Linked DNA regions of Homo sapiens: all the other regions are linked to region 1. A link is a contact called in ENCODE Hi-C or POLR2A ChIA-PET data. All regions are on one chromosome and are shown on one strand. Each heading gives the region's core, a stretch centred on a gene start or an enhancer-like site at or near the end of the contact. The rest is flanking DNA. Distances are from core to core; before and after follow the strand shown. Region 1 holds the start of PAPSS1 (3'-phosphoadenosine 5'-phosphosulfate synthase 1). Region 2 holds the start of ADH5 (alcohol dehydrogenase 5 (class III), chi polypeptide). Region 3 holds the start of TRMT10A (tRNA methyltransferase 10A). Region 4 holds the start of DAPP1 (dual adaptor of phosphotyrosine and 3-phosphoinositides 1). Region 5 holds the start of H2AZ1-DT (H2AZ1 divergent transcript). Region 6 holds the start of SLC39A8 (solute carrier family 39 member 8).

Region 1 (3,014 bases), core at 321-2,820:
GTGGGGCAAATAGATGGAGGGCTGATTTGCTAGTCACTAACAGGCAGCAGCCTCAGGTCTTGGTGATGGGGGCTGATTTGCTAGTCACTAACAGGCAGCAGCAGCAGCCTCAGGTCTTGGTGATGGGGGCTAATTTGCTAGTCACTAACAGGCAGCAGTCTCAGGTCTTGGTGATGGGCGGGGTCAGGGGCGGAGGGCGGCTGTGTCACAGGGGGGCAGAGCTGCAAGCAACTCTTTTGGTGCCAGGGGCAAGCTGCGGAAAAGAGAACTCAGAGTTATGGGGGGTGTGGGGAAGATAACTCCTGGAGGAAACTCTGTCATGCCCCCAGCCCATCCTCCTACGAACTAGCCCTGGAATAATTAGGTGAATTTGAAAATGTCCTCCGTAGGCGGGAGTTCTATTCGGGGTTACCTGCGGCCTCCCCGGTCCTGGATTTCAGTCCTCTAGGTATTTCCTGAGTAGCTCTTAATAATACAGAAGCCCCTTTCCGGTGTAGGTCGGTAAGAAGCACTGCACAGAAATCTGATGCGAAGTGGGGTCTCCTAGCGGAGAGGGAGGCACCTTATAAGTAATCACTAATCCAGGTTGAGATATTAATTATTGATGTCAAGAAATCGGGCTTTTATTATATCTTTTTAAAAACTGTGTCTTGAGGCCAGGCGCTGTCGCTCACGCCTGGAATCCCAGCACTTTGGGAAGCTGAGGCGGGCGGATCATGAGGTCAGGAATTCGAGACCAGCCTGGCCAACATAGTGAAACCCCGTCTCTACTAAAAATACAAAAATTAGCCGGGCGTGGTGGCACACGCCTGTAGTCCCAGCTACTCGGGAGGCTGAGGCAGGAGAATCGCTTGAACCCGGGAGGCAGAGGTTGCGGTGAGCCGAGATCCTACTACTGCACTCCAGCCTGGGCGACAGAGCAAGACTCCGTCTCAAAAAAAGAAAAAAAATTGTGTCTTGAGTAGAATTTTAATGTGGAGAATGAGCTGTTCGGTAAATCAATTCTTCCCTTTGCAAAGCTGTAAAACATTTAAAACATTTGGCCAGGGTGACATGGGCACAGAAGGGGCAGACAGGAGGTCGGCAGCCAGGTCTGTGGAGGAGTAGCCACAGGTGCAAGAGGCCGCGTCAGCGTCCTCCCAATCAGCCTCTGCTGAGGGAGTGCCGCGCGCGGCGAGCCGCGCACTCCCCTTGCCTTTCTCCCGGCGGCTGGTACTCGCTCTTAGAGATCTGCGTTAGCTCAGAGCTAGGCTCGGTGCCGCAGAGGCACCTGAGGTTCCACGACTGCATTCCAGGCCCCGCCCCTTCATCGGGATCTGGAAGGAGGAGCGCCGTGCGCGCCCGCGCCGGCGCGAGCGCTGAAGCTCCGCCCCCAGCTTCTACCTCCGGTTCTATCCCGGCGTTTCGCCCTTCCCCACAGACCTCTGCCCCGGACCCATTTCCGAGGCGCGCCGCATGCGCCGCGCAACCCAGGCCACGAGCACGGGCGCGTGCTTAAGTCAGCGCGCGCCCGCTCCGACGCGAGGAGGCCCCGCCCTCCAGCCCCGCCCCGCTCGCTGGCCTGCCCTCCTCTTGCTACCCTCCCGGCGCAGAGAACCCCGGCTGCTCAGCGCGCTCCGCGGTCATGGAGATCCCCGGGAGCCTGTGCAAGAAAGTCAAACTGAGCAATAACGCGCAGAACTGGGTAAGCTGGGGACGAAGGCGAGACGGCGAGGAGCGGAGGGGCTGTGGGAGCAGCTCGTTCCGGAGCCGCCGCCTCTCTCCCGCCTCCTCCGCATCCATCCTTCCAGGAGCGCGGAGGTGGGTTCCGGGGCTGCGGCGCCTCCCGGCTGGGGCCGTGGGTGGTTGCGAGGCAGAGGGGCGCGGCGCAGGGTGGGGATCTCGCCCTAGCTTGGCGCAGCGTGCGGTCCGAGCCACCGTTCGTGGGAAGAACGCCCCCCCTCCCCAGCGCCTCCGCTCAGGTAAGACCCCCAGGAAAATCCTTCACCCGTGAACTGGCGCTTGCTGAAACCTCCGGGTGCTGAAACCTGCGGCTGCAGAAACAGGAGCTTCCTGCATACCTTGGAGTGGCCTGAAGATGTGCAGAGAAGGCGGAGGCGGGCGCCTTCGACGCGTTCTTGGTTTTTCTTGGCTCTGCCAGTGCGGTTGGCCCAGGTTTGGGTCCATCTCCGTGTCTTTCCATTTCTGAGTTTCAGTGTGAAAGGAGAGTACCCAACAATGTGGTCATTCATGAGTTGAGACTGCCCTGAACTGAGGTTCTTTGTGTCTCTGTGTTAAATCGGAATGTTTAACAAGTAGGAGTTTGGAAGACTCCATTCCTGGTGACAGTCAGGTATGGGACCAGTCCTTTATAACGTTTAGTAATGACTGCCAGTTGACTTTGTAAAGTGCTGTGTCCTCATAACGTTGCTTACTTCCTTAATTTCTCTGTGATGAGAAAGAGCCTTATCTTCCTTTGTAAGTGTGCAGCAGGGAAGGGCCCATCTTTGGAGTCTGGAAAGGCACTGGTTTAAGTTTAGACGGAAACGTTATTTCACAGTCCAATGGAATAATAAGGTTTAAATGCAATGTCTCCCAAAACGTTACTTGCCCTAGATGAATCAAAGAAAAAAAAAACAAGCAATTTCAGGCAAATGTTCTTTGGAAGTCATTAATTTACCACATCTGTTGTTATTGTTATCATGAGTTGTTTACTGATTCCTCTCTCCTTTTATTTAACTCTATAGATGGTAAGGAGGGGAAGGAGATTTAAAAGATGAATTAGAACAGTGGAAAGAGCGCTGGACTCCTGGCCTGGTCTCTCATCCCAGCTTTGCCATTTACTAGCTGTGTGATCTTGAGGAGAGTCACTTTACTTTTTCGAACCTCAGTTGACTTAAGGGTATAATAGTATGTACTTCACGGGATTGTTTTGATGAACAAAGAAGACAGATCATGAATTTGAATGTGCGGTGAAACCACTGCCTTGAAACTCAGACTCAGTTTCGCTTCTCTTACCTTAAGGTGTTTCACGG
Region 2 (3,014 bases), core at 233-2,732, 8.6 Mb after region 1:
GAACTAATACAGCAGCAGTGGGGAGAGAGAGGCACAAGACCAGAGAGATATTTAGGGCTTGGTGACAAACTGAATGCAGGGACCGAGGGAGAGGGAGAAGTTGTGACTCTCATGTTTCTGGCTAGGGTAAGTATGTGGAGAGTGTCAACACACAGAGGAAAGAGTCCCTATAAGGAGAAAATATTAATAGGAGTTTTAGGAGTTGCATTCGATTGTGAGATATCCTAATGGAGACAGAAATCCAGTAGGCAGTTACATGTCCAAGTCTGGAGTTTAGGGGAGCCATCCTGATTGGAGATAATAATCTGGTAGTCATCTTTCCATAAATAGACGTTAAAAGCCAAAGTGTGAGTGAGAGAGTGGAGTGAAAGGACGGAAAGACTTTGGACAATCTTACCATATGTACCCGGAAAAGAGCCAAGAAAAAGACTGAAAGACAGAAAAGAGCAGTGTGTCTGACAGAGCTATTTTAACAAAATTCAGCGTTTACAACAGAGTTTAAGAGTAAACTGGCAGGCCAGGTGCGGTGGCTCATGCCCGTAATCCCAGCACTTTGGGAGGCTGAGGTGGGTGAATCACTTGAGGTTAGGAGTTCAAGACCAGACTGGCATACATGGTGAGACCAACCCCCTGCCCCCACTCCCAATCTCTACTAAAAATACAAAATTGAGCCAGCGTGGTGGCGTGTGCCTGTGATCCCAACTACTCAGGAGGCTGAGGCACGAGAATCACTTGAACCTAGGAGGCGGAGGTTGCAGTGACCCGAGATCGCGCCACTGCACTCCAGCCTGGGCGACAGTGCGAGACTCCGTCTCAAACAAACAAAGAAAGAGTAAACCGACAAATACTACATTCTCTCTCTCTACACTCTGGCCCACTCTTAACACAAAAAACTGTCCAGGATCAGGAGACTTTTTGTTCTCCTCATCTCCTCCTTCCAAAGTTCTCTGCCCACGTTCTACTGTCTCCCCAAAATCCTACCTACCCTTCAGGAACTGCTGGAATGGGAGCTTGGGAAGTTTCAGCAAACTCCTCTCTCCTCCTTTGTGGCCCCTTTATTCCCAAAGCTGTGTCCTCTCCCTATGACGAGTCCCTTGAGGGGCTGTATCTTACTCCTTGTGTCTCCAAGCACACATAATGTGTATTAGGGGAGGAAGCATTCGCCAGTGGAGCACAAAGCTGTTGCAGGTCTCTTACTGGTTCTCAGGCGCTTTCAGTGAAATTCCCGTTCCCTCACCGTCCACATCTGTAATTTGCAAGTCTTATCTACGATAACTGCTGTAAAGTTACACGGGGAAGCCCTTTCCCGACAAAAAAAACGAGTTCTGCAACAAGTCCGTCGGATTTTAGCAATGAAACCGGCGCCGTGCAGCCTCGCCGGCGAGTGCACCCTGGAACGCACAACTTAGCGGCACGCACCACAGCTCGAGCACCGCCCTTCCGGTTGGAGCCATTGCAAGCCCCCCCCACGCCCCGCCCCCCTCGCTAGGCGCTCGCCACGCCCATGCCTCCGTCGCTGCGCGGCCCACCCCGGATGTCAGCCCCCCGCGCCGACCAGAATCCGTGAACATGGCGAACGAGGTAGGGCCCGTTGAGCGGAGGGCCCTGAGTCCAAGGGAGGGAGTGCATGGCATGGGACTAGGCTGCTATCCTCGGGGGCGCGCGAGGCTCGGCGCCCAAGACGGGATCTGGCTCTTGGTTCTGAAACTGGGCCCCCAGCGAGCGGCTCAGAGGGGCAGAAAGAGAAGGAAGCTTTGTCTCGGCTCTTCAGTTGGGAAGCAGCTTTCTTTGCTGCTTCTGGGACAGTCGGAACGGGGTGGGGGGGTGGGAGAGCCGGAGAGTGGGGGGCAGGGGCTGGTCAGGTCGGTATCCCAGTGGAAATGGCTTAGGAGCGGCCACGCATTGCTTCTTACACGAAATTAAGTAACTCGCTCTGGGTCATTCTTGCAGCTTGCATACTTGGCAGAGCTGCAGCCAGATCCCGTGCTTCTAACTCCTAGGTTGCTTGTGTTGCATAATTGAGCCTACGCCTTAATTATTGTGCCTCCAAGGAGTGTATTTTGGAAAGACCCCTACGTCCCTTTCAGAAACATTTTCGAGCACTTAAATACCAAGAGATTTATATTCCCTCTAGTCCTCACGTAACAAACACCTCTGCGAGGTGTTATCCCCATCTTACCAAAAACTGAGGTTTGAGGTTGGTTGTGCTTGGTCACACCAACGATGGCGAGCTGGGATTCCGACCCAGGTCTGCTCCTCTATGACAAATTCATAAAATACAAATTAGACAGTAAAGAAAGGCAGAAATTACGAATAACATACTCAGTCTAAAGTTGCTGATTATTTTAATGTTTTGCAATTTTGGACATTTTCTAGTAAGACAAATGGCCTTAAACATATTGGAGTTTGAAAGAAATAAACTCTAAACAGTCTTTCAGACTTAAACTGGTAGTTGCTTTTCCTTATTACTGAGTGTCTTTATTCAGAGAAGGTGAAAGATTATAATTGTTACTATAGTTCAAATGTTGAAGTAGGGCCATTTCCCGCGGATTTAGAGTGGGGCTTTGTTTTGCTTAGAATTGTCAGTAAAAGGAAAAGGTTAGGCTCCATTAAGACATTTTTTAAAGGGGAGCAGGCCATCAAATTTAGTATTCTTGTTTCTTTGGATTCCTATGTTGCATAACTTAATTGTTAGTATTCTGAATCTGACTTGTGGAGTTGAAATTTATGGCACATTGAAATGAAAAAGGTTCTAATGCAGTGTCTGATTCTTTGTACTATGAGATTTAATATCTGCAATTTAATTTTAAAAACGATCATTTCCACATTTCCAACCTCACCAATTTACAGAGGCCATTTCCCTCCCCCCCCCCTCCCCCGCCAGTTCAGACGGAGTTTCGCTCTTTGTTTCCCAGGCTGGAGTGCGATAGCGCGATCTTGGGTCACTGCAACCTTTGCCTCCCGGGTTCAAGCGATTCTCCTGTCTCAGCCTCCCGAGTAGCTGGGATTACCGG
Region 3 (3,014 bases), core at 191-2,690, 8.2 Mb after region 1:
ACTTTCTATATGTTTCAATTTTTTGTTAAATTGACTTTTGCTGGTGCTCTTTTGGTGCTTACTTTGGATTAATAATAGAATCATTTTAAATTTTGCACCAAATGACTACAAAGTTAAATGTCTATGTCAAAAGAAAATTTATTGACTTCATTATTAGAATATGAAGTGGTTTTTTTTGCTTTAAAACTTTGTTTAAAATATCTAAGGAGGCCAGGTATTAACTCTGAAAAAACTGTATAATTATTTATAAAACAGATCCCATAGGAGCAACTGAACAGCTGTGGAAAGATTTGGCACATCACTTTGCCAGCCTGAATTTAATGACCTACATGTGAAGGGCTACATATCCAATTACTAATCCTCCCTCAGCTACTCTTTGCCCTCATATGGAGGCAGCTGAAAAAAGATGCCCTACTAACAGATCAGAAGTGGATCCAGACTTTTTTGCCAGTGCTCAGTTAACAAAGATCTTTTAGGTTTGAGATGAGGAAGAAACAGAAGAGGGACTCACAACAGTGTTATAGCTGATACAGTGTTTCAAGTAAAATTTAAGGGCTTATGGCAAGAGTGACTTTAGTTTTGTAACTAAAGTCAAAGAAATTTCGGCTCTTTTAGAGAATCTCAAATTCTGGATTTAATTTTCTATTCACTGAAGCCTTTAAACATGTTCAAATATCTTCAAGGATAATTTACTTCAAAATTCTTTCTATATGAGAAGCCAGTCTTCTATTCAAGATGCAAACCTCATTCTTACCTTCAAATTCTGCAATAATCACCTATTAGAAGTAGAGGAGAAAAAAACTAAATAGAAAATGACAATCTACGGGGTTGTATTTCATTTCTCTCTCAGTTGACATGATCTATATATAGCAAAAGATTATATAAGGTCAAGTATTATAAACAATGAAATGTCATCTGATGTTTTGCAAAACAGCATAGGAAAAATAGCTCAAGGAATGAATAAAGAGTAAAGCTATGGCTGTTTTACTTCAGCCATAAAAAAGCCTTACAGATTCTAAATTTAAATGCATTTTATTGTGAATCTGACTCACTTTTTGAATTTAATTTTCCACTTGAGTTATGTAAAATCATGTGATATGGTAATTTTCTGTATAAATTAAAAATAATATAGGCAAGAGATGTTTTTCTCTCATTTTCAACACAGAAAAATTAGGAGCCTTTCTTCGTTGTTTTGCATTTTTAACAGTGGGACTATCTTAATTCCTTCATCCAATACTCACAAGAATATATGAATGAATACACGTCTGCAGGTACACACTTAATTCTTGAACGGGAAAAAACAGACATCACTGTAACTACCTCCCACTCCCAAAACACTAACTCCAGACCCCGCCCCGCATAAACCCCTCCCCTTTCTTCCATTGCGGGTTCGAAATGGCCGCAGTTCGATGACGTAAGACGCAACCGCCGTAGCCTCCACTGCGTAACTACCGCCCCTGCCTCTGGGAATTGAAGTTTCTGTGGAAGGAAGCGTGAGCCGTAACCAGGCCAACCCAGAAAGGCTTTCTTTCTGAGATTTCACTTCCCTGTCAACTCTTCAGCTCGGTAAGTGTCCTGGCACTGGTTGGCGCTCCCCCGCACTATGGTATTCTCTGGACGCAAAGGGGCGCGTGCCATGCAGCCCCCTACTAGCAACAAGGGCTTCCGGGGGAGAGGGGAGCAGTGGTGTGGAAGTGGTTTCCTGCGGCGCTCTTGCTGAAGGAAATGACGTCGATGACAGGCGCCCCCCGCGGCCTACCCAGCTGCTCCCTGGTTCGCCAGAGACAGCTTAATCCCGTCTCTGAAATGCGTTTGCTGGCTGGGAGCCTAGAAGGGATAGTGGGCGAGGCTCCGCCCCGTGGTGGGGCGCTTTCCGTCGGCGTGTGTTTTGGGGTTGCCATCGGCCCGTAGTATGTGAAAAGTGAGTTTGCAAAGAATCAGTGGGAAATCTGTACTCTAAAGGGCCGGAAAGCGTGTTATGGCCCTGCCACTTCGTGGCTAGAGACCGTGGGCTTTACCTCTTTAAAGCTGCCTTACCTCATTTTTCCTGCAAAGGGCTGACGTCGCTGAACTCTCTGAAATGTAGAGAGCCCGAGGGGAAGTTGCTGCAGGTGCTGTGAGCTGAGGACAGTTTTATAAAGATCGAAGTGTTACTTGATTTCACTGAAATACTTTAAATTTGGGAATTTTTCTACAGATATGAAGAGGATGGCAACACATTACTTGTCACTTTCTGAAAGAATTTCATCTGCCCCTTCCATTCCCAACCCTCTGCCCAAAAGGCTTGACAACTGAAGTGAACAAAGGGCTTTTCGCTCCTCCACGTTTAGTCCGCATGTCTTTTAAAAGGGCATTCCTGGCCGGGCGCGGTGACTCACGTCTGTAATCCCCGCACTTCGGGAGGGCAAGGCGGGTGGATCACCTGAGGTCAGGAGTTCGGGACCAGCCTGACCAACATGGTGAAACCCCGTCTCTACTGAAAATACAAAATTAGCCGGGCGTGGTGGCGCATGCCAGTAATCCCAGCTACTGGGGGGGCTGAGGCAGGAGAACTACTTGAACCCAGAAGGCGGAGGTTGCAATCAGCCGAGATTGCGCCATTGCACTCCAGCCTGGGCAACAAGAGCGAAACTCCGTCTCAAACAAACAAGAAAGGCCGGGCGCAGTGGCTCATGCCTGTAATCCCAGCACTTTGGGAAGCCGAGGCGGGTGGATCACGAGGTCAAGAGATGGAGACCATCCAGGCCAACGTGGTGAAACCCCGTCTCTACTAAAAATAACAAAAATTAGCTGGGCGTGGTAGCGCGCACCTGTAGTCCCAGCTACTCGGGAGGCTGAGGCAGGAGAATCGCTTGAACCCGGGAGGCAGAGGTTGCAGTGAGCCGAGATTGCGCCACTGCACTCCAGCCTGGGCGACCTAGCAAGACTCCCTCTCAAAAAAAAAAAAAAAAAAAAAAAAAAAAGGCATTCCTTTGCTATCGCTGTCAAGTCATTAATTCCAATCTGCATTATTC
Region 4 (3,014 bases), core at 198-2,697, 7.9 Mb after region 1:
TCTTCTGTTTGGGGATTCAATCTAGAGGGATAGAGAGATTCTAGAGCTCTGGCTTCCTAATAAGGGGAGTTTTCTTTAATGAAAATTCCAGGTGTTTTATCTGATTTGCCAAATGAAAGTAGAGTTCAATTCCGAGACCTCAGTTTTATAATCTAAAGACAGGAATTATTAATAAACTTTTACAGTAATACAACATAAAAAGATACAATCTCTGCAGCCTTAACACAGAGAGATTTCAACTCTATTTTGGTTTTTCTTTGGTTTCGGACATAGCCTGTGGTAGGTTGGATGCCCAGCTTTGCTATGTAATTGATGTGTGACTAGCAAGCAAGTTATTCAAACCTGTTTGGTACTTGTTTTCATCCTTTGTAAGATGAAGATGACAACAGCTCCTATGTCATTGGATTGCTATGAAGAGTTAGAGCTATTTGTCCAGGCAGAAGGTAAAGGTTTTGCCTCTCCTCATGCACAGGTGTCAAAGCCACCTTCATTGGGATATTCCCAGTGCATTAGGCAGTTTCTCTGGGAAATCCCCAATTCCTCTCTTGTGTAATACTTGTTTCTTATTAAATACCCGGATGAGTTGTCATCTGGGTCCCTTCTTAAAGACAGAGCTCCAATGACTCCACCTACCTATGCTTACCTGTTTGAAGCAGAAATTTTATCCTCTTCCTGGATTGTTGGTACTGAAAGGCTCAAAGTTGGCTCTCTGGACATACATACGATATCAAATCTCACAAATGCAGTATCAGGAGAAAGAAATATACAAGCGAGACTGTTGCAGGAACTTCCTCATTCTCTGTCTTTTGAAAAAGTCCCTCTCCCTTACAGTAGGGTAAGCTTTCTGTTTATCTTACCAGAAACACAGTCCTTTTACTGTCCCTGGGTCAGTGCTAGAAACTCTTGAACAGCGCATTTATTCATAAACCAGAGCAACATCAAGGAAGCCAGGCAACATCACCTCTATATCCCAATTCTGTCCCTCTTCTCAAAGAATGTCCAACATTTGATTTTTTTCCCTATTTTCTCAACCAACTTGTTTTCACATCTAGAAAAATAATGCCTGCTTTTCCAATGGAATTAGCCCCAGACAAGAAGATACTTAACAGATACAAATGAATAAAGTGGAAAAAAATAAATGGTTGAGGTGGCAGAGGGCAACAAGGCACTGAAGATAGTCATTAATCAAAGCATGCAGGTGGGAGTGCGGAGTCAATGTCCACCCACTAGGTACTTTGAAAGGAGATCTGCTGCCTTACCCCAAGTCCTGGAGCAGCTCAGCCTCTCCATCGGATCTGCTCCACAGATCTGAGGGATCCTGGGTGCTCATCTTCCCTTCTAGAAGTTCTGCTCTGCCCATTCGCGCCCTTCACAGAGGTAGAGAGAGAGACACAACTGGGCTGCTCCTGACACCTTCTCGCTCTGTGAGACAGCAGCCTGCTATGGCTCTGAGTCTCCAAGGCAAGGAAGTGAAACTTGGTTACTTACTCCTCCCACCAACACCACCACCCTGGCCTGGAGGCACTGGCAGGAGTGTTCTGTCAGTCAGGAAGTATGCAAACTTAGGTAGCTACCTCTGAGGACACCCACACTACATCACGCAACAGGCGGTTGCTATCAAAGGAAATGAAGAGGCAACCACCCCACCTGGGATTGGACAACAGTGCAAACTGCTTGTGTGAGGCCAAACCCTAGCTTCTCCCTAATGCTATCAGCCTCTGGTTTGTAGTGGAGGATGCGTGCACTCTTTTACCCCATCTTCTTTCTGTCTTACACACCAACACAGGGAACACTGAGGAAGCTTCTCTATCAGGAACACCTTTAGAGTGGATAGAAAAAGCAGAAGCAAACCACAAATTCGACCCTGAAGTTTGATGTTTTAGCACTTTTGCAATATTTCTGCTTGTTTACCCAGACCTTCTAATATATCCTCAATGCTCCGAATAGGGATGATTCAGAGACAATTATTGTTTCCTCCACAGAAAAAGAATTAGGAGAGGAGAAGGTAGGAAAAAGTTACAAGGGGCCATTCTGGTGCCCACCTAATGGGGCATATTAGAACTCCTGGAGTCTTTTTTTTTTTTTTTTTTTGAGACAGTCTCGCTCTGTCACTCAGTCTGGAGTGTAATGGCATGACCTGAGATCACTGCAACCTCCACCTCCCAGGGTTCAAGTGATTCTTCTGCCTCAGCCTCCCAAGTAGCTGGTATTACAGGCACCCGTCATCATGCTCTGCTAATTTTTGTGTTTTTATAGAGACAGGGTTTCACCCTCAGGTGATACACTCACCTCGGCCTCCCAAAGTGCTGGGCTTATAGGCATGAGCCACTGCACCTGGCCTGAACTCCTAGAGTCTTTGAGTGCCACTTCCTTCATGGGCTTACTCACACCTGCATGGCTTTGTGCCCAGATTCATATGTAGAGCAGGATTCTATCTGCCTGGAATGCTAAAGGTAAATTGCAGTGACTGAATCCTTGGGAAGTGGAACAAAGTGCAGTATCAAATGAGTCAAGGACATATGTTGCTTCCTGCCTTTTCTATGTACCTACAGGTCTCTCTCTCCCTCTCCCTTTCTCTCTCTCTCTTCCTATCTCTACTCCCTGACTCATTCAGCACTCACCACAGTGCTCTGTAACTTGTTCTCACAGTGTGGCCTGAGGACTAAACAGCACAGCAGAACTGTTCCTAAAGGACTAGATGATTGCAAAAGGCTGCTGTGCAATGGTTCTATCCTTCATCTTCCTCCCTATTACCACTGTTCACCCGGGATCGGTGAGACCCGGGTAACACTGGTTGCCAGTGGGAAGTTCCTGAGTGTCTGGAGGCAGTCTGCTGAAGACTAAGCTCTGATAATACATATATAACTGACTAAATGAGCACTTAAATTCTTTTGGCTACAGTTTGCTCACAGAGAAGGACAGGGCCCACTTGAACAGAGAGGCCAGTGCAGGCCAGGGAGATACTGAATATGCATACAGCAGTGACAGGGGAACAGCCTGGGCACTAGAGTTCC
Region 5 (3,014 bases), core at 304-2,803, 7.8 Mb after region 1:
TTTCATAGCTTAATATATCATTATTATATTATCAGTAGGAAAACGGCTGAAGTCTTGCTATCGACGACATCATAAGAGTTCCTTGGTTCCAAGAAATAATAAACCTCAATGTCAAAATTGTTGGGAAGCTCTTCTCTAGAATTTATCTCACAGAAATTGGGAGGTCCTCTAATTCGATAAAATCTTTCAAATTGAAACCCAATCTAAAGTACTTCAGAGTATATGTTTGTTGTTGTTGTTGTTGAGAAAGTCTCGCTCTGTTCCCCAGGCTGAGTGCAGTGGCGCAATCTTGACTCACCACAACCGCCGCCTCCCGGGTTCAAGCAATTCTCCTGCCTCAGCCTCCAGAGTAGCTGGGATTACAGGCGGGCGCCACCATGCCTGGCTAATTTTTGTATTTTTAGTAGAGATGGGGTGTCACCATGTTGGCCAGGCTGGTCTTGAACTCCTGACCTCGTAATCTGCCCGCTTCGGCCTCCCAAAGTGCTGGGATTACAGGTGTGAGCCACCATGCCCAGCATAGAGTATATGTTTCAAAATGTTCGTCACATTGAAACTATTCAATTATGTTAAAAAATGTAATACACTAAAACACTGCAAATGAGATTGAGACACTACTGTCCCCAAGCAGCTGGAGATGTACATAGGTGTTAATAACCTACTAGTTGGAAGGATAGTACTGTGTGTACAGTACCATTACTTTAACCTCATCATTTGCAACTGATTGCATTGCATGGACCCTCTAACTGCCTGAAAATCATGTCAGAGTTACTCCATCGACATTTGCCGAACATTTGTCATGTGGCAAAATACTTACTGTAGAAAAGTTGACACATAATAGCTCTGAGGTTTCACTAAATGAGCTTTACACACCAGGCTACAGGTACAACCCATTGATGTGTAGTCTCCAAAAAATATGGTTTATGATTTGATTAAAGAATACTGCCTCGCCAGAAGCTCCCTAAGTATAGACAAAAAGGGTTTCGTGACCAGTGAGGTGACTTGGCTTCACCGTTTGCTGTCACAGAACTATTCCGTGGAGGATTTCATAAGTAGTGAGGGAGAGGTGGAAGACCCGGCTGAAAATAAAGTGGGAGCAGCGGGTCGTGATCTGTTGGTGGCTGGGGACTCGCCTAGACGGAAGAAACACGGAATCTCTACTAAGGCTGTGGAAGGCGTCAGGGCAAACCTCAGACTCCTCTCACTGGACGCGTTCGCGCCACCTGTCAGACGGGAGGAGCCGCCAGGGATTGAGAGGGTAGGGAAGGGGTGTCCGGGGCCCCGGAAAGCGGCTGCGGGTCGCAGGTCTCCGCCCGAGAGGCGCTGGGAATGGGGCTGGGAGTGGTGGGGGCGGCGTGCTACATACCGAGGAGACTTCACGTGGTCTCTAGAGCCCTGCTAGGGGACCCGGGACGCTACCGCGCGCCCCTCCCCTGAGGTCTCAGCTCCTCCTCCCAGGCACGTGATCGCAGCCGGCTGGTAACTGCGCTCCTGCAGCGTAGCTCGCTCTGTTTCTTCCCTCCCGCCGCGGTGCCCTTCTTCTCCCCCGTTCCCATCCCTCCGCCTTCCCCCGCCTCTCCCCCCACGCCCCAATCGCGGCTTGAGATTAGAAGCGCCCGCCCCTCCACCCTTTTCTTCGCTTGCTCATTGGCTGAAGTCTCAAGGACGCGTCCCGAGGGCGGGTGGCAGCCATTGGTGGGATGAGCAATCCGAGTTCCCGGATGAGGGAACATTCTGCAGTATAAAGGGAGCAGGGAAGGCGGGAGACAGCGCAGTTTGAATCGCGGTGCGACGAAGGAGTAGGTGGTGGGATCTCACCGTGGGTCCGATTAGCCTTTTCTCTGCCTTGCTTGCTTGAGCTTCAGCGGAATTCGAAATGGTAAACTTCGCAGAGACGCTCGATGACTCCGCGGGTTTTTGCCGGCGAGAGAAAAACCCGTTACACAGAGGGATGGGGGTGAAGTGGCGACGGTTGGGAACGCGCGGAGACAGGATTTAGAAGAGTGGGGGGAGGTGTTTTGTCGGCTGCTAGCGGAGCAGCCTCGGATCTCGCGGCGGGCGGCGACGGTTGGGTGGCGCGCGCAGCGCCGCTGGGGGCCGGCGGGCGGAGGCGCGCGGCCGTGGCGAGCGCGCGGCGGGGGGCGAACGGGCGGGGTCGCCCCTGCGGCGCGCCGCGGGCCGGAGACCCCGGCAGGGTGCGGGGACGCGCTCGCGGCGGGACGCGCCGCGGTGGGGGATGGGCGCGCCGCCTTGGTAATTCTATATTCTCCGTTCCTCCTCCGCTCGCGGGCGTGTGCGCGCCGCAGGCTGGCGGTAAGGCTGGAAAGGACTCCGGAAAGGCCAAGACAAAGGCGGTTTCCCGCTCGCAGAGAGCCGGCTTGCAGGTCAGTAGTTGTTCGTGCAGTCTGGGAGTCATGATGTTTTTCTTTGCATTTCCTTTTTTGTTATTCATCGCTCTCGATGGGCGTTTTGTGTATGCGTGGGTGATGCGGTGTCGCGACTTGGGCTGCCCATACGATAAATATGGGGGGGAGGAATCACGTGTTTCGATGTCGGGACGCGTTGCTGCGCCCGTGCCCCTTGCTTTGGCGCGCATATAATTTCCCCATCTCTAGTTCTCATTTTTGTGCATTTATGTTTGTGTATGCTTAAAATTTAAGTTCCCAGTGGGCCGTATTCATCGACACCTAAAATCTAGGACGACCAGTCATGGACGTGTGGGCGCGACTGCCGCTGTGTACAGCGCAGCCATCCTGGAGTACCTCACCGCAGAGGTAAATGGGTGAACGCCTATAATCCGGAGAAGGTTTGGGGGGCGGGGAGGCGGCAAGAGGGAAGGAGGAAAGTGATGCAAGAAAACTCCCAGGCCCTGAACGCGGCGAGAGGCCTAAGAGAACGCTAGAGGGAGCTGGTGTTCAACAAGGATCCTACTGAGCTTGAGTTCTCTGCTCTTGGAATTAAAATTGCGTGCCCCCTGTATATCTTGCCAGTCAGATAGTGAGGAACGATTCCAG
Region 6 (3,014 bases), core at 132-2,631, 5.4 Mb after region 1:
TATGACAATCCTTCAGCTTCGTCTGCCTAGATCCTTAGCCTCTGGGAATGTTCTCTACCTGTCTCTTTCTTCTGCAGTTATGTCTTTAGGTTCCTCTTCTAAGATTAAGATTTTTTCCCTTTCCCCATCTTTTCCCCTTTGTCTAGACTTAATGTCTCTTTAAAATGTGCTATTTTAGGAGGCTGTGCATTCTCCTGATGAAAGGCAAGAACGGCATCTTGTATTCTTTTTATTGTCCTTAGTCACGTGAATGCAAAATGTCTGAGACAGGTCTCAGTCAATTTAGAAAGTTTATTTTGGCAAGGTTAAGGATGTGCCCCTGACACAGCCTCAGGAAGTCCTGAGACATGTGCCCAAGGTGGTCGGGGGTACAGTTTGCTTTTATATATTTTAGAGAGACATGAGACATCAATCAATATGTGTAAGATGTACATTGGTTCAGTCCAGTAAGGTGAGACAATTGGAAGTGGGGGCTTCCAGGTTAGAAGTATAATAGACAAGAGACAAAAGGTTGCATTCTTTTGAGGCCATGATCAGCCTTCCACTCAATAGACAGTTTAGTCTGGCCCAGTGAATCTGCATTTTTTGCATAAACGATGGAGAAGAGAAAGCAATCAGATATGCATTTGTCTCAGGTGAGCCTCAGAGGGATGAATTTGAATAGAATGGCAGGCAGGTTTGCCCTAAGCTGGTCCCTTCTTGATGTTTCCCTTTAGCTTGGTGATTTTGAAGTCTCAAGATTTATTTTCCTTTCACAGCCATCTAACAGTGAAGCATGGTTTCACTTTACACTTGAACCACTATATCCACCAGATACAAACTTTGCCTCAAACACCACACTCACTTTACACAAACCTGTTGACATCACACCTAAGTCAGCTTTTCTTGAGCTCCCATATGAACAAATAAACATTCCTCTGATCTGCGGATATCCCGCCAGGAAGGGCCGGCTTGGGCAGTGCTGGCTCAGCTAGCCCGCCACCGCTACCATTGGATTTCCTCTTTCTCCTCTGATTTTAAGAAGTGAGAAAAAAAAGCAATTCCTGTTAATTATGTAGACAATGCAAGGGTCTCCAGGCTCCATTTCAGCAAGTTGGTTTCATCAAGATCACGAAAAGATGCATGCGTCCCCGAGACCAGAGAGGAGTTAGGGACCCCGACACGGAGGTGGCATCAGGTAACCCTCAGGAGTGAGGGTGGGGAAGAGGGCATGGCTGATGCTGGGAATGAGCAGCGCCCGCGGAGGGAAGGCCGGCGGTCCTGCGCCCCGGCGTGGACGCGCGCGGGAGTTCAGGCTGGGGAAATGGGTCACCACGTGCTACGGAGGCGGGGACAGGGCCCTCCTCCCCTTATTTGTAAAGAGCGCCGGAGCGGATCGCGGAGTTTCACCGCGGACCTGTCAGAGATACAGAGGTTGTGGGGGCGGGAGACAGAAAGAGAGAGAGATCCAGAGACCGAGTCTTACGTTGACACGCAGAGAGAAAGACGCAGAGACAGACAAACAAACAGATAGGAGAGGTGAGAGGCCAGCGAGTGCTTCCGATTAACTTGCCAAGCTCAGAGAAGATCCGGGGAGAGGGAGGGTCCCCTTTAAACGCGCAATCCCCAGGACTCCGGAAGAGCCCTTTTCTGCAGCTCCTTGGGGACTGCACGTCTCACTTCTAAGTTTGCGGCGGAGAGAATAAAGCAGAAAGACAGGAAGAGGAGGTGGAGTTCTACAGTTAGTGTGGTTTTAGTTTTTCCTAAGAAGTGGCGTGGTTTGGGGCTTTATATCCGGGAGGAGCATATGTACGCAAATCCTGGGGCGTTTGCAAACCCGGATCCGGGGCGTCTGGCCCCATGCCCGGCCGGGCGTTTGAGGGCTACTGCCACGCAGCGTTTCTGGAGCCTGCCGGCTGGTGCCCTGGTGGCCTTTATCTCTGTCCCCCTTTGTCCTCTTTATCTCAGGCTCTCCAGGAGGCCGGGGGGCCCACTCCGCCTATCGCTCCCCTCGGCTACGCTGCCACTTCAATGCCCCGCAGGTCGCGAGCTGCTGTTCTTTCGAAGGCGTCGGAGAACCAGGGGCGTCCCGCGCCACCTCTGACTCGGAGCAGCGCCGAGCACTGACGCTCCCGCCCTTGGGCAAGGACGCCAGTGCGCCCGCGCGCGTCCCTCTGCGCGGCAGCCCGTCGCGGGCCCTCAAGGGGAAGCCCAGGCCAGGATGGCCCCGGGTCGCGCGGTGGCCGGGCTCCTGTTGCTGGCGGCCGCCGGCCTCGGAGGAGTGGCGGAGGGGCCAGGGCTAGCCTTCAGCGAGGATGTGCTGAGCGTGTTCGGCGCGAATCTGAGCCTGTCGGCGGCGCAGCTCCAGCACTTGCTGGAGCAGATGGGAGCCGCCTCCCGCGTGGGCGTCCCGGAGCCTGGCCAGCTGCACTTCAACCAGGTAAGGCCGCCAGGTCCGGGCAGCCCTCCGTACTGTGGGTGTCCCTAGACTTCACTTTGTATATGAGCCGTTTTTATTTGGGAAAAGTGCAGGAGAAAGAATCTTGTTATATTTCTCAAGTAGAAGGCGGTATCTGGTGACACTTGCTTTTCACTAGACGAGGCTGAAGGATTAAAAGGTTAACGTTGTTAAGGGATTTGGCAGCCGGAAACTGCAGTTTTACGCCTGATGAACTGAGAGGTCCGACTCTGGTGATTTTAACATTTTATAGAAAACTTTATGAAGTAGTTGAGGGTGTGACGCCACTTTAACAGATGCTTTTTAGATAGGAATGAGTTACTTAAATCTTGCCAGAAAGATAACGGCTCGCACACTTCCTACAAGGTTAGCAAGGAAGATTATCACATGCCACCCTGGTTAACAGTTGCCCGGTGCGTAACCAGTGCTATTTGAAAACGAGATATAATGTAGTTCTGGCTCCTGTGTACATTACATGAGGCATTCAGGGCTGAAACAGGGGCGGCCTTGAGACTAAGATTCTAATTTGGTCATCCAGATGGTGGTAGACTAGGCTTATATTGTTAGTTCCTTGTCA

The links. A loop is a pair of places that touch in the nucleus more often than their neighbours do. ChIA-PET counts read pairs that join two places held with the same protein, here RNA polymerase II (POLR2A). Pooled maps may share reads with other maps.
Region 2: a pooled map shows a loop between it and region 1 (6-fold over the local background). The contact joins the promoter of ADH5 here to the promoter of PAPSS1 in region 1. A Hi-C loop is called at or near these places in 3 of 50 pooled maps. POLR2A ChIA-PET finds 5 or more read pairs at or near these places in 2 of 52 experiments (CD4-positive, alpha-beta memory T cell and activated CD8-positive, alpha-beta T cell).
Region 3: a loop to region 1 is called in a map of B cell, with 14 times the contacts of the local background. The contact joins the promoter of TRMT10A here to the promoter of PAPSS1 in region 1. A Hi-C loop is called at or near these places in 2 of 168 maps with a recorded cell type or tissue (B cell and naive thymus-derived CD4-positive, alpha-beta T cell) and 9 of 50 pooled maps.
Region 4: a map of CD4-positive, alpha-beta memory T cell shows a loop between it and region 1 (16-fold over the local background). The contact joins the promoter of DAPP1 here to the promoter of PAPSS1 in region 1. A Hi-C loop is called at or near these places in 1 of 168 maps with a recorded cell type or tissue (CD4-positive, alpha-beta memory T cell) and 2 of 50 pooled maps. POLR2A ChIA-PET finds 5 or more read pairs at or near these places in 1 of 52 experiments (activated CD4-positive, alpha-beta T cell).
Region 5: a loop to region 1 is called in a map of CD8-positive, alpha-beta T cell, with 22 times the contacts of the local background. The contact joins the promoter of H2AZ1-DT here to the promoter of PAPSS1 in region 1. A Hi-C loop is called at or near these places in 1 of 168 maps with a recorded cell type or tissue (CD8-positive, alpha-beta T cell), 3 of 37 single-sample maps with no recorded cell type and 9 of 50 pooled maps. POLR2A ChIA-PET finds 5 or more read pairs at or near these places in 1 of 52 experiments (OCI-LY7).
Region 6: a map of CD4-positive, alpha-beta T cell shows a loop between it and region 1 (8-fold over the local background). The contact joins the promoter of SLC39A8 here to the promoter of PAPSS1 in region 1. A Hi-C loop is called at or near these places in 2 of 168 maps with a recorded cell type or tissue (CD4-positive, alpha-beta T cell and naive thymus-derived CD4-positive, alpha-beta T cell), 1 of 37 single-sample maps with no recorded cell type and 7 of 50 pooled maps.

What each region holds. Positions count from the first base shown.
Region 1 is chr4:107,718,790-107,721,803 of GRCh38, reverse strand. PAPSS1 (3'-phosphoadenosine 5'-phosphosulfate synthase 1) reads left to right here and starts at 1,570. Exons shown (of 12, transcript NM_005443.5): 1 at 1,570-1,684. The coding sequence starts at 1,625. RefSeq lists enhancers at 118-267, 2,258-2,317 and a silencer at 1,378-1,627.
Region 2 is chr4:99,087,256-99,090,269 of GRCh38, reverse strand. ADH5 (alcohol dehydrogenase 5 (class III), chi polypeptide) reads left to right here and starts at 1,482. Exons shown (of 9, transcript NM_000671.4): 1 at 1,482-1,581. The coding sequence starts at 1,570. It overlaps LOC100507053 (a long non-coding RNA gene), which reads right to left and starts at 1,413. Exons shown (of 10, transcript NR_037884.1): 1 at 986-1,413. RefSeq lists a silencer at 1,450-1,499 and a promoter at 284-1,537.
Region 3 is chr4:99,562,465-99,565,478 of GRCh38, reverse strand. It overlaps TRMT10A (tRNA methyltransferase 10A), which reads left to right and starts at 1,440. Exons shown (of 8, transcript NM_001134665.3): 1 at 1,440-1,566. It also overlaps a transcript of MTTP not described here. RefSeq lists enhancers at 1,362-1,421, 1,772-1,901, 1,137-2,336.
Region 4 is chr4:99,815,260-99,818,273 of GRCh38, reverse strand. DAPP1 (dual adaptor of phosphotyrosine and 3-phosphoinositides 1) reads right to left here and starts at 1,447. Exons shown (of 9, transcript NM_014395.3): 1 at 1,260-1,447. The coding sequence starts at 1,360.
Region 5 is chr4:99,949,033-99,952,046 of GRCh38, reverse strand. It overlaps H2AZ1-DT (H2AZ1 divergent transcript), which reads right to left and starts at 1,553. Exons shown (of 4, transcript NR_125923.1): 1 at 1,367-1,553. It overlaps H2AZ1 (H2A.Z variant histone 1), which reads left to right and starts at 1,772. Exons shown (of 5, transcript NM_002106.4): 1 at 1,772-1,879; 2 at 2,307-2,384; 3 at 2,661-2,774. The coding sequence starts at 1,877. RefSeq lists silencers at 1,182-1,391, 1,432-1,481, 2,142-2,191, 2,272-2,361 and enhancers at 1,303-1,907, 1,852-1,941, 2,982-3,014, 2,513-3,014.
Region 6 is chr4:102,343,849-102,346,862 of GRCh38, reverse strand. It overlaps SLC39A8 (solute carrier family 39 member 8), which reads left to right and starts at 1,381. Exons shown (of 9, transcript NM_001135146.2): 1 at 1,381-1,518; 2 at 1,948-2,419. The coding sequence starts at 2,201. RefSeq lists enhancers at 849-898, 2,799-2,858 and a silencer at 2,079-2,328.